Regions from separate parts of the Homo sapiens genome. Here region 2 is linked to region 1. The links are chromatin contacts, found by Hi-C or POLR2A ChIA-PET in ENCODE. All regions are on one chromosome and are shown on one strand. Each heading gives the region's core, a stretch centred on a gene start or an enhancer-like site at or near the end of the contact. The rest is flanking DNA. Distances are from core to core; before and after follow the strand shown.

Region 1 (6,011 bases), core at 3,123-5,622:
TCTCTGGGGCAGACATAGGCAATGGCTGGTGCTCTAGTACGTGATGACCGCTGTCACAGGTAATAGTATCTTAAGCCACAAATACCCATTTGCATAGTATTACCCAGTTTAAAAAAATCCTTCCATGTGTGTATTTTCATTATCTCTATAACCATGATGTTTTGCCTTTTTCTTTTAAGTAATCTACAAAAAGCTTGTTTATATAGTATATATTCCACACTTGCAATTGTGAGGTTATACCCCCAGGAATAATGACTACATCTGTATTAAATTTGCCTCCTTTTTAATGATTCCACATTAGCACGAACTTAAGTCTTCTTAAAAATATTTCAAAGTCTCTCTTGAGAGATATGTGGTTGCTCAGAATAAAGTAAATGAGAAAATACTTCCTTGCATGACAGACTTTATAAGGACAGGAACGTAAGGTGATTCCCTGTTTTCTCACAAATAACTTCTTAGAGGTAATCTCTCCTTATATTTGGGAATATATAAGACTTCAAAAAATAGATCTTGGCCATACTCTTACTTACTGGTCTCTAAATATTTGTTACATATGACTGATAGTAAAATATATGAGCATCTCCAATATACTTTATAAATTACATGCATGTACTATGATTACTAGTATTTTATGTAAAAAGTGGATATTTTCAAAAGGCTTGTAAAATAAAATAAAGAAGATATAACAAATATTTTTAAATTGTATGTTTTATTTTTATCCCCAGCATTAGTCAGAGGGCCTGGGTACTTCCGGGAAGACCTCTGGAACACCTGTCAATAAACCTGAGACTTGCAGGACAGGCAAGAGTTGAGCATAGAAATGTGGTAGGAAGGACACTGCAAGTGAATCGGGGGCCCAGAGTGGGGATTGGTTTGTTGGGAGAGCAAGGTGGGTACAGAGGGTAATGGAAGATAACAAGGGAAGAACAGGCCCACCTGGACTGAGAAGTGCTTTCGAATACTTGCTTAAGTTCTATGGCAGGCAAGAGGAGCCAATGATAATTGAGCAGGGGCAAGATGCGTTGCTTTAGGAAGCTTGAGCAGACCACAATGCACAGAATGAGACGGGATCATATACTCAAATGCCTTCAGGAGCTAGGCAGAGAAAATAAATGTGTAATTGAGGTCACATAAAACAAAGAAGAGTACTGGGCTAAGAAATGGAGTGTGCAAGTCCTGACCACAGGCGCTAAAAATTAAATTCCTGAAAAATGTCTTGGCCAACAAAGTATGTCTGCTATCCTTATTCAGCCTCAGGCTGCCGGTTTTACCACTTCTGGAAAGCAAAATAACCACGTGAAGTCAGCTGCAACAAATGGGTAGCTAGAGCCTCACCAAGGCAGGAAGAGATAATGGAGGAGAGCACGTCATTCAAGGGAACCTATAGAAATCAACAGAAATTGGCAAACAGTTGAACGGCAAAAAGTGAGACTAAAGTTTGCGTCTGGATTGTCAAGATGACAATGGCATGAAAACAAAAAACACAGAGGCCAGTCGTGGTGGCTCATGCCTGTAATCCCAGCACTTTGGGAGGCCGAGGTGGGTGGATCACCAGGTCAGGAGTTCGAGACCAGCCTGTCCAAATGGTGGAATCCTGTCGCTACTAAAAATACAAAAAGTAGCTGGGCATGGTGGCATGCACCTGTAATCCCAGCTACTCAGGAGGCTAAGGCAGGAGAATCACTTGAACCCGAGAGGCAGAGGTTGCAGTGAGCCGAGATTGCATCATTGCACTCCAACATGGGTGACAGAGTGAGACTCTGTCACAAAACAAAACAAAACACGGGAAGATGGGGCAGGATTGGGAGAAATAATGGTTTGAGTTTTTAACGTACTGAGTTTGAGGAAATAGGAAGATATCTAGATATGTTCACTAAACACTCAGAAATGTACGCATAGAGTTAGAAAAGGAATTCAGACTAGGGATCCATATTTGGGATTCATCTGCACAGTTATTGGAGAGCAAGGGAGGTGGGAGAGGAGCTTGGACACACCTACTTGCTCTACTTTATGAGGGCAGGAACCATCCTGTTTAGACAGACGACTGTGATGGAGTAGATATTTGATGAACACGTGTGGAATGAAACATGTTCATTGTTGTATCCCCAGTGTATCGCTATCAGAATTTACACACGTCGGAATTCCTGGCTTATATCTGCACTCACGTAGAAAAGGAGAGCCCAGTGAAGAAACTGGCCGGAGAACCAGGAAAACCATAAAGCACTGCATAAGCCACTGAAGGAAAAACATACAAGATTCTCTGGTGCTCTATGATGCTAAATGCTACAGAGGCGTGAGTGTGTGTTTCTAATATATGCTCAGTGTCCCACCCTTCCGCTTAAAATTGTTAAAAATAATTTTTAATGAGAGGCGCAGTATGGTGTACTTAGTAGCATTCCCTTTGTGTAAATAAATTTTTAAAAGATAGTGGCCGAGTGTGGTGGCTCACACCTGTAATCCCAGCACTTTGGGAGGCCAAGGAAGGAGGATCATTTGAGGCCAGGAGTTTGAGAGCAGCCTGGCCAACATGGTGAAACCTTGTCTCTACTAAAAATACAAACTTAGCCAGGTGTAGTGGTAGGAGCCTGTAGTCCCAGCTACTCGAGAGTCTGAGGCAGGAGAATCGCTTCAACCCTGGAGGCGAAGGATGCAGTGAGCCAAGATGGCGCCGCTGCACTTCATTCAGCCTGGGCGAGAGTGAGACTCTGTCTCAAACAAAACAAAACAAAACAAAACAAAACAAAACAACAAAACAGTAAATATATGTATACATAAAGTGTTTTCTAAGGTGCATTTAAATTTTTAAGGATACATTTTAGCAGTTGCTACCTTGGTGGAGGCCTAGGTCTTTGGGGTGAAGAAGAGTTACTTTCCATTTGAAAACTGTTACAGTTGCAATTTCTTACTATGAGAATTTACATTCATTTCCTTTCTTAAAAATTCCTATGGGGTTTCTTGGGCACTGGGATTATAGACCATTTTTTTTTCTTCACACCTTTACATAATTAAAAAGTTCTAATAAATGTTTATATATATTTCCCACTGCCCCTGGGATGTATCCCAATCTTTTATTCTTTCCAATATGTCTCTACCTGGCTTCTCCAGTTTCCTCTCCCAATACAGACTCACACCCGCCCTCACTCCAGCCTGCACACAATCCCTCTCCCTGCCATGTCCTCCCCAGTCCTTCCCCACTGCCTCTCGCCCTCTTCGCAAACTGTCAGGCAGAGATATTGTCCCTCTGTAGGTCCAAAATCACCCTAAGGAGGTCTCTGCTCCCGCCCCCACGCCGTGGATGGAGGTGGTCCCTGACCAGCCTTCCTCAGCAGCTCTGGGGGCAGGCCTCGGGTGTGGAAGGGCTAAGGGTCGGGGGAGTGTGTGTCTTCGGGGAGGACGAGTCCAGGGCATTGCCTGGCCCTGGGCCGCCTTTGCGAAAGACTCACGGAATTCCAGGAGCTACACCCACTCAGGAGAATGGGTGGGCGGCGCTCTACGCTTGGAGCGGGACCCTGCCCCTCCTCTGCACCACACTTAGCCACTCCCAGAGGCCTGAGACTTACGACCTTTTCCCAGCTCGGCGTTTGTCTCCCCTCCCAAAATACCAAGCTCCAGCAAGGCAAGATTTTTGTCCCTTTTGTTTAGGGCTGAGTGTCCAGGGCAGAGAATAGTGTCCGGCATACAGGACAAGAGGCCCCCGTCACCTCTTGATTAAATGCTGAGAGTCAAAGTTCCAAAAAAGTTTGTGAAGTGGACAGGCGAGAGGGGCCTGGGCTTTTGCCCACCTGGCGGTTTCCAGGGGCGGACGGCACAGTGGTTTGGGCGGGACACTGGCGGGTGGCACCTCGGAGACATGAGTTCGGCGTCTGTTGGGAGGCCTAATCTGTCCCCCAGGCTGCCCGCCCACAGCCTAGACACGTCTCCTCTGGACTTCGGGGCAAGGACCGGGTGCAAGGGACCACTCTGAGGGGTTCTCCACCTCGTCCCGCCCGGCCGCGGCCGGAGACTCCGACTCCGGGCTGGACCCCGGCCCGCCGTCCCGCCCCCGGTTACCTTGGGGCACTTGTCGTAGTAGTGCTGCTGCGTGCGGATCCAGCGCCCCACCAGGTGGTCGCGCACCGTGTGCGCCAGCGCGAAGTAGTAGTCGCGGGTGGTGGCCACGTTGCGGTCCTTGACCAGCGTGAAGTGCAGGTGCCGGTTGAAACTCTTCTTCAGCTCTGCCACGTTCTCCACGCCCACGATGCCGCGGATGCTGATCTGCCGCCGCTTCTCCTGGTCCGTCAGGGGCTTCGCCATGGCTGGGGCGGCGGGCTGCGCGGCGGGCTGCGCAGAGAGCTGGAAGTGCGGCCGGAGGCGCTGGGCTGCCGGGCAGGGGTGGAGTCCGCCCCGCCGCGCCAGCAGCTTTCAACGCGCACGAAAGTTTGGGGCCCGCCCCCTCGGGCGGTGCCGTCCCCGCTGCACTCCCACCGCGTCCCGGCCCCTGCCCCAGGCCGGAGGGCAGAGGAAGTGCCCGGCCCCTCCCGAGGCTCTGGGGCCGCAGTGGGCTCGGGGGTGGGAGACGAGGTCCAAGCGCCGGCGAGACCCCTGCCAGCCCGGGACCTGGGCTCGGAGGCTCCCTTCCGGATTTCCAAAATCTGCGGAGGCAGCATTTGTTCCGCCTCTCCCCTCTAGAGTGTGGAGACAGGAGGACGTCTGTGTAGGGAAGCACGTCGTTGGCAGACTGCTGTTTTGCCGATGTTTATTTGTTATGCCATTATGACTGTTAGGATTTCTCACCTGGAGTGGCTTCCGCCATAAGCGCCGGGATCTGGAAGGACGGCACGTTTGACTTCTGTTGTCCCAACCTCACTTGCCAGCCCTTGGCACCGCCCCAGCTTGGATCCTCAGGGCGCCTCTGTTATTTTCATTCATTTTTTTTGAGGACTCCAGGGTTCAGGTTTCTTAACTCCTGGACCAAAGTTCGCCCCGCTCGTAGCACCCTGTCTCTCATCCTTAGAGGTAGGTTACTAAGAATCAGAGTAGGTGAGGTGAAGCTCTAGGGTCATTATGCGGCAGGGGCTTTTACCTTAGGCTTCTTCGAATTACGTTTTAACTGCAGTGGAGGGTGTGGGGGGAGGAGAGGGAGAAAACAGAAGGGTATGTGTGTGGAAAATGAAGGGATTACTCACTGGACTAGTTGCCTTCTTTACAAAAAACAACCCAGTCTGTGTTACTGTGCGGTACAGGCTGATCTTTGCACCTCCACTTTGGGTGGTATTTGAATATGCGTGTTTATGTGTGCTTAAACCTTGGTAAAGGCAAACACTTGGCATTTTAGGATGTCAGAGGTTTTTTCTTCCTCATTAAGTAGTATTAATATATTATTTTAGAAACAGTCCATTGCCAGAATTAAGTTTTCTTTTTCCTTTTTCTTTTCTTTTTCTTTCTTCTTCTTCTTTTTTTTTTTTTTTTGAGACGGAGTCTCACTCTGTTGCCCAGGCTGGAGTGCAGTGGCGCGATCTCGGCTCACTGCAAGCTCCGCCTCCCGGGTTCACGCCATTCTCCTGCTTCAGCCTCCTGAATAGCTGGGACTACAGGCGCCCGCCACCTCGCATTTTTTATTTTTTATTTTTTTATTTTTAGTAGAGACAGGGTTTCACCATGTTAGCCAGGATGGTCTCTATCTCCTGACCTCGTGATCTGCCCGCCTCGGCCTCCCAAAGGGCTGGGATTACAGGCGTGAGCCACCGCGCCCGGCCAATAGTCACATATATTCTTCTAAGTTTATTTGTTTGTTGTTTTTTGAGACAGGGTCTCACTCTGTTACCCAGGCAGAGTGCAGTGGCGCGATCTGGGCTCACTGCAAGCTCCGCCTCCCGGGTTCACGCCATTCTCCCGCCTCAGCCTCCCGAGTAGCTGGGACTACAGGCGCCCGCCACCACGCCCGGCTAATTTTTTGTATTTTTAGTACAGATGGGGTTTCACCGTGTTAGCCAGGATGGTCTCGATCTCCTGACCTTGTGATCCGCCCTCCT
Region 2 (6,823 bases), core at 2,808-5,307, 150 kb before region 1:
TCATTTGCTACCCCCTAGTGCCAACATAGGCTCTCCCACCCGTGCCACCATATCACAGTGGGCACTATGAATAGGCACCAGATGAGCTCCAAGTCGCTTGTAAGTAATGAAGCCTGAAGCTTCACAGTGGACTTACATTAAATATAAATTTAGTTGCTTCAAAGCAATCTCCATAATAGCCTCCCTCTCACATGCCTGTGTTTCTAGATGTTTTCTTGAGTGGGAGATGAAGGGTGGAGTTGTAAGTAGACTGCAGTGAATGATTCTCAGTAATCACTGAGGATGACCCATAATTTGGGTTATGCTTATGGGCAATAGGAGAAGGCCCTCCAAATAAGGATGCAGAGAAAACTGTGAACCACTAACCCAAGAGCCTAGGAATGAATTCTGGCTGACCTGTAGCAACCTCCCCTACTATGAAATCACCTTAGAGGGCAAAAGAGGAGAAATTATTATTTTATCTTTTCAGATGACTGTCTGCTCACTAATCCCTATAGGATGAGTTCCTAGAAGCCAGCCCCCTTGGGGACAGTTTTTATAGGAGTTGTGACACTGTTCCATTCCACTGCCCACTCCTCCACAATCCTCAGAAAAATAAAATTATTATTTGATGCAACCTAGAGCTAAAATTAGTCTTCTGTTGAGTAGCAACAGTCAGATTTCCCTCCCTTTAACTTCGGATGATGGGTTTAGGCCCTTTTATTGTCTTCATCACAAAAAGAAAAAGTCATTTGAGGAAAAATCAGGCATGTCTGAGAGCAGGGGAAACTGAAGTCCAAAAAGGTGAGCTGAGAATCCCTCCTTTCCCTAAGCTGGGATCCAGAAGTCAAAGGAAAACTGCAATCAAAACAAAGAAGACCTGGCTCCAGATCCCCATCTTATTACTCCTTATGAAATAGTCACATCAGGGGAGACTCGGCCCCAGTCCCTCTTTCCACATTGCCTGGTAGCCCCGAGATTAAGTATGAGCCCAAGGAATAAATTCCCAACATCCCCAAAGAGAGGAGACAGAAGGGCTTCCAGCAACCAAAAGGGAGAAAAAAGCGGCCAGCAGTACAATAAAGAACTGTCAGAGGCCGGGAGCGGTGGCTCACGCCTGTAATCCCAGCACTTTGGGAGGCCGAGGCAGGTGGATCATGAGGTCAGGAATTCAAGACCAGCCTGGCCAAGATGGTGAAACCCCGTCTCTACTAGAAATACAAAAATTAGCCAGGCATGGTGGCATGTGCCTGTAACCCAGCCAGTAGGGAGGCTGAGGTGGAGAATTGCTTGAACCTGGGAGGCGGAGCTTCCAACGAGCCGAGGTTGCGCCACTGCACTCCAGCCTGGGCGACAGAGCGAGACTCCATCTCAAGAAAACAAAACAAAACAAAACAAACAAACAAAAAACAAGATCTGTCAGATTCAGAATTCATTATAAGAGGAAGAAATCAATCCCACACGTCATTGAGAATTTTTTTTCCTTCCCACACTCTGCAGCTGGGGGCCACTCTAGAACAGGCAAGATCACTGGGTCTCCTAAGAGACCTGCACAGCTTCTGTAGAAGGGACAGAGGTTTCCAGAGCAAGCTTGTGCTGCCCATTGCATGAACTTCTATAGGCCAACAGAATGGCCCTCAACTGCTAAGCCTAATATGGAAACTGACCAGAAACAGGAATGCTGTCTTGCCATAACAGTAAGTAACAAGACTGATGCATTGACAAGGCTGTACCACAAGATTCCTGCATACACAGGTGTGAAGGCAGTGAGTGTGACCCATAACCACAGCTGCTGTGCAAAGCTGGGCTTTGCCTTTTTTAACCGCCAACAGGAACATCGAAAATGTCTTGTGTGAAGCTATTACTTTTTTTTTGGAGACAAGGTCTTGCTCTGTCACCCAGGCTGGAGTGCAGTGGCACGATCTCGGCTCACTGCAACCTCTGTCTCTTGGGTTCAAGCAATCCTTCCACCTCAGCCTCCCCAGTAGCTGGGACCAAAGGGCATGCACCACCATGCTCAGTTAATTTTTTTGAGTTTCGTAGAAACAAGGTCTCATTATGTTGCCCGGGCTGGTCTTGAACTCCTGGGCTCAAGTGATCCTCCTGCCTTGGCCTCCCAAAGTGCTGGGAGGCATGAGCCACCATGCCCAGCACTGAAACTTAATTTTTTAAAGAGATGAAGTGATTTGAAAACTGACAGGCACAATTCAGCTTACAAAACACTTTCTTTTTAGGCAAGAAAGCAGTTGGATGAGCTTTGGTGTGAGTCCACTTTTGGTAATTAAAAAAGGTGTGGTACAAAGGTGTTATCTTGTATTCCTACAGGCATTGCTCTGGTGTGGGATATAACAGAATAGCGAAGTTGAGTCAGTTGGAGTCCTCGCTGAGAACAGAAATCCAGAGAAATGACCCTCTCCGGGCCTCTATTTGCAGTTCTGCTGATGGAGGGTGGTGAATGCTACAGCTTCTGTGTATAGCATCAAGAGGTCATATCTAAGAGGTTTCTGGAGGAGTTAAGGGAAGTTGTAAGTACATCAAGGGTGAAATGATACTCCCAAAATACCATTTTACTGAGACATAAGCCACAAGATTTTGCCCAGGCTCAGGCCTCAACTCTTATCTTTATTTATACATGAAATCAAAGTCTCACTTTAAAAATAGTAAATCTCCCTGGGCACCAGTAGATAACATATAACAAGGATATAAGAAACATGTTGCCAGCAACAAAGTCAGCTCTGCCCAACAGCTTTCTGCGTATTCCTAGATGAGGACTAGAAACTCATGTCAAAAAAAAAGTAAGCATTTACTTTCTTAGTACCAAATAATACCCTGGGGACTGAAATAGTTGGGGAAATGAGTTATTAAACTTAAAAGTGTTTTCCAAATAACAAAAACTTACCTGCTCAAGTACTGAGACATTTAACCATTTTTTTCATAAAGAAGTACATTCCACACCACTCAGGGTTATAGAACAGACTTTATGATACCCTTCCTGACAATAAGAAAACTATTACGAACACTGTACTAACTGAAGTATGTAAATTACTTGCATCCCTGAGATTGTATATGTAAAATTTTTGTGCATATGAGTATATGTGTTTTACTGGGGAAAGACCCCTATCTCAATTCGCAAAGAGACCCAAGAAAGGAGAAGGACTCCTGAAACTGTTCTCAGCTTTTTCTGCTTTTGGCTTTTTCTATTTTCAGCTGTCACTTCTCATCCACACTACTCTTATACCACTTTTGTGGGTTTTTTTTTTCTCTCTTCTCTCTTTTAGTTGCTTTTCTCCCTCTCTTCTCAATAACATTTCTGCCACTGCTGCTTCACTTGTGGTGAAGGACAAGTGTCATTTGTTTTTTTAAAAAAAAATGATGCAGACCCCGATCAGCAGACTGGTCATGTGTCCTTATAAATTTCCGTATTTATTGCCAACACTTGGGCTCAACACTTGGGCTCTTTTTTGTTATTTTTGGATTTTGGGGTATTCTGGAAAGTTGAGGAGGACACTGGATGTCTGATTGCTGGGGCCATTATTGGGAGCAAGCTTCCTGTAGATTTCAGTAAGCTGAACATGGATGTTAGACCACAATGAACACACAGGTGCACGCGCACACACACACACACACACACACACACACACAGAGTCCACTGGCAATCTACAGACCACTTTCAGAAAGTTGAGGCGCTTTGTTTCTTTTCCAATTTATATTAGTATCTGAAATATCTGTAGCCCCAGTCTGAGCTGGGATTTGCAAGAAATATTTACAGCTTGCTCAGCATGGCATTTTCAATCATGTTCTATAAATGGGATGCTGGTAAATGAGCCATAAAGAAAGAATAAAGAAAATGTTACTGAACCTCCTTTATTGGTAGATTATGGCAATATGCAAAATGAAAAGATGGGGGATGAGGGAGGCTGGCGACTCTCCACATGCTGGAGAACGAGACAGGCCTGGGTGCAAGGAATCCAGCAGAAAGAACCATGGCAACTGCTGGGCACTGGAAAGCACCCCAGGCTCAGTATCTTGAGGCAAAAACCAAGTGTTCGAGCTGCTTTATCACACTACAAAAGATAAGATGCAGGCTTTCAAAATGCCTGAACGCGTTGCTTTCATTTCCTGCTACAGATGCTGTTTTATAGTTTGGGGCAAGGGAGGGGGAGGAGCTGGTTCGCCTTTTAAATAACTAAAAATGATCATGCTATAGAGGAGAGAGATATTCAAGAACTAGAAGTGGGAGACCTCAGATGATGTGGAAATACCTGAACTCTAAATGTGTACATGACGCATGCACAGAAATGTCAGCTCTCCAAAAGCTGAAACGAGGTAAAAACATTCAAAAGATAGAAACATTATATATGTCCAAAAGGCAAGTAATAAGATTAGCAAGGAGTTGGTAACTGAGAAAAGCCCACATCGTGCCATCAACCCCCTCAGCTCCCCTGTCTCTGTGCTGCACTGACGTGGGGCTCCACACTCATGATCCAGATGAACGTGCATGCCCGATTCCTTACCTCACTGCAGTCACCGGCTGGGATGTGTGAAGGCCGCGCTTCTTCATCCAGTGGCTCAATCACCGTCACTTCAGGAAACTCCTCCACGGACTCTTGGAACTCGGGCAAGGACCTTCGTCCGTAACGCTTCCCACCTCTAACATATTTGGGCTGAGCTTCTAGTGAGCAGTCTGAGAGAGGAGACAAGAGTTGAGGCCACATGACATGAGAATCTCAGTTCTTAGCTGCCACTCACAGCCATCGGACACAGCCTCTTATACCAACCTCAAAATAAACCACCACTGTTTGCCAATTGTGGTGGCTGTGGGTGTATATGAGCCATCAGGTCAGATGCAGAGCACGCCTTCTAATTCTGAACGATTTATGGGACCGTGAGTATATATCTGCACATGACGGGAGCAATCCAACAATGGCAGCAAGGGATCTGACTTAATTGCAGAGGATTAAGGTCAGGAAAAGGTGAGGGGTCACATTTGTTCTGTTTATTAAGCTGGGTTTTCCAGCAGGATGGGGAGACATCATATTAACAAAGAGACACCTTGGAGGAAGTCTTAGAAAATGGTAATACAACAGACACCAAATCAGCACTGTATACTCAGTATCCACATCAATTAGTCTGAAACACCCTCCCCTACCTCAGTGATTCCTCTGTTAACCATTCCACTCTCTGATCTATCAGACAAGCAGATGACAAAACAAAGAAACGGACACAACACATTCTAAGCAATTAATGACAGCTAGTTACGTATATGAAACCCGGCATCAAGATCTCATTGTAAAATTAAAAACAGTAAAATAAAATAGCAAATGTGAAACCACAGTAAAAAAAATTGTATTATTTTATCTCTTTGTAAGCATCGGTGTTGTACAAAATAAAAAGGAATGTGCATGAGGTGAGAGTCATCTCTTGATCTTAAAGAAGGACTTCAGCATTTTGACATCACTTGTCTCAGGTTCAACACTGACCACCTTCCCCGTTACCATCACCACCACTGCTGCCATCACCACTGCCATCACCACCACCACCACCACCTCCACCGCCACAACTACAGGCTAAGCTTTTTCTACAATTGGAGCTTTAAAGCAATAAAATAAATACTTCACTCTATTCAAATGTTATCTCAGCTATAGATTTTTTAGCACCTTGTACAGCATCAGAATAAAATGTTTCATTAAAGTACAAAAGATGACAATGCTTTGATTTCTGTTGTCTTGCTGTCCACATATTCATACTCTCTCGAGAACAGATATGTATTCTGTTTGAACATGAGTCTTAGCAAGGTATGTCTGAACTCAGACATGTAGACTTTTAAATGAGATTATGTACACGTATTATAAAAACGACAATAGTTGATTAGATAAGAACTAAAAGAACGACCGTTCCTTTATCACCATTGAAACCATGCTGGGGTTTAGCCATTACTTTACAGTTTCCCAGGGAGGACTGGCGACCCTCTTTGACTAAACACCTCCCCGCCATGTCCTTCCCTCTGGGACAAGCTCGGATTTCACTATCTTCACAAATGTGGCCAGACACATTCTGAACATGCTCAGCAAAGCTCAGAGTGAAGTATTTATGGTAGCTATATAATTTCTAGTGATATTTATATCCAGCTTTAAAAAAGTCCCAGTGAAGTCATTTTATTAGGTCGAGTGATTCTCTTACAGGAAGTGTTTAAGCATACAAAATTTATACTGAAAATTGCATGCATATTTGAAGGTACCTTTTATCAGAAGACAGTGTGTCAGCTTGTGACCATTCAGGAGCGGCCCAGACACCCGAGCTACTTGTTGGCAGCTGACACCCACAGATGCTAGTCAGATAAGAGGCAATGCAGAACCATCCTTAATTTATTACATATTCTTAAATTTTGGTGGCAGACAACAAGATACACCATTAGTGACTATAGGGGTTTGGAAAAGATTAAAAGGAACACTTAGAACCTTGGATAATGAACCACAGTATTTTCCCAGTATAAGAACAAAGTTGTGTCCTGGGGATGGAAGTGGCGAAGGAGCTCTTATTGCATGCTGCACTTATTCAGAGGTTAAAAAAAAAAAAAAAAAAAGCAGTGGGAGAAAACAACTATCTTTTAAAAATCCATTGTGATCTAATCCCAAACCTACCGGTGGATGAAATGGTTCCCTGGTTGTTTACTACTCACTACCCCACGTAGTGCATAGGGTAGATGCAGTGGTGGATTCAAAACAGCTCTTTTTCTAAGCAATAAAAGGTAACAGATTGTGAGCCAGCAGGGACCCTGTGGAGTTTTGGTTTATTTACTCATTTATTTTTGCATTGCCAGGCATTAAATTGTTTATTTCATTAT

The links. A loop is a pair of places that touch in the nucleus more often than their neighbours do. ChIA-PET counts read pairs that join two places held with the same protein, here RNA polymerase II (POLR2A). Pooled maps may share reads with other maps.
Region 2: a map of PC-3 shows a loop between it and region 1 (3-fold over the local background). The contact joins the enhancer-like site here to the promoter of PYGL in region 1. A Hi-C loop is called at or near these places in 2 of 168 maps with a recorded cell type or tissue (K562 and PC-3) and 5 of 50 pooled maps. POLR2A ChIA-PET finds 5 or more read pairs at or near these places in 1 of 52 experiments (activated CD8-positive, alpha-beta T cell).

Annotation. Positions count from the first base shown.
Region 1 is chr14:50,940,111-50,946,121 of GRCh38, forward strand. PYGL (glycogen phosphorylase L) reads right to left here and starts at 4,373. Exons shown (of 20, transcript NM_002863.5): 1 at 4,051-4,373. The coding sequence starts at 4,293. It overlaps LOC124903314 (a long non-coding RNA gene), which reads right to left and starts at 2,480. Exons shown (of 2, transcript XR_007064163.1): 1 at 1,999-2,480; 2 at 691-1,095. RefSeq lists an enhancer at 3,201-3,724 and a silencer at 4,393-4,552.
Region 2 is chr14:50,788,219-50,795,041 of GRCh38, forward strand. It overlaps NIN (ninein), which reads right to left. Exons shown (of 31, transcript NM_020921.4): 5 at 4,494-4,663. Among named protein-coding and RNA genes, the nearest start is that of NIN, 40 kb to the right of the region's middle. RefSeq lists enhancers at 1,332-1,381, 1,422-1,471, 1,802-1,911, 2,352-2,491, 3,858-3,907 and a silencer at 3,056-3,115. Within about 2 kb of position 4,058, at least 11 of the 41 ENCODE cell types and tissues checked have a DNase peak (open chromatin) inside an H3K27ac peak, as active enhancers do.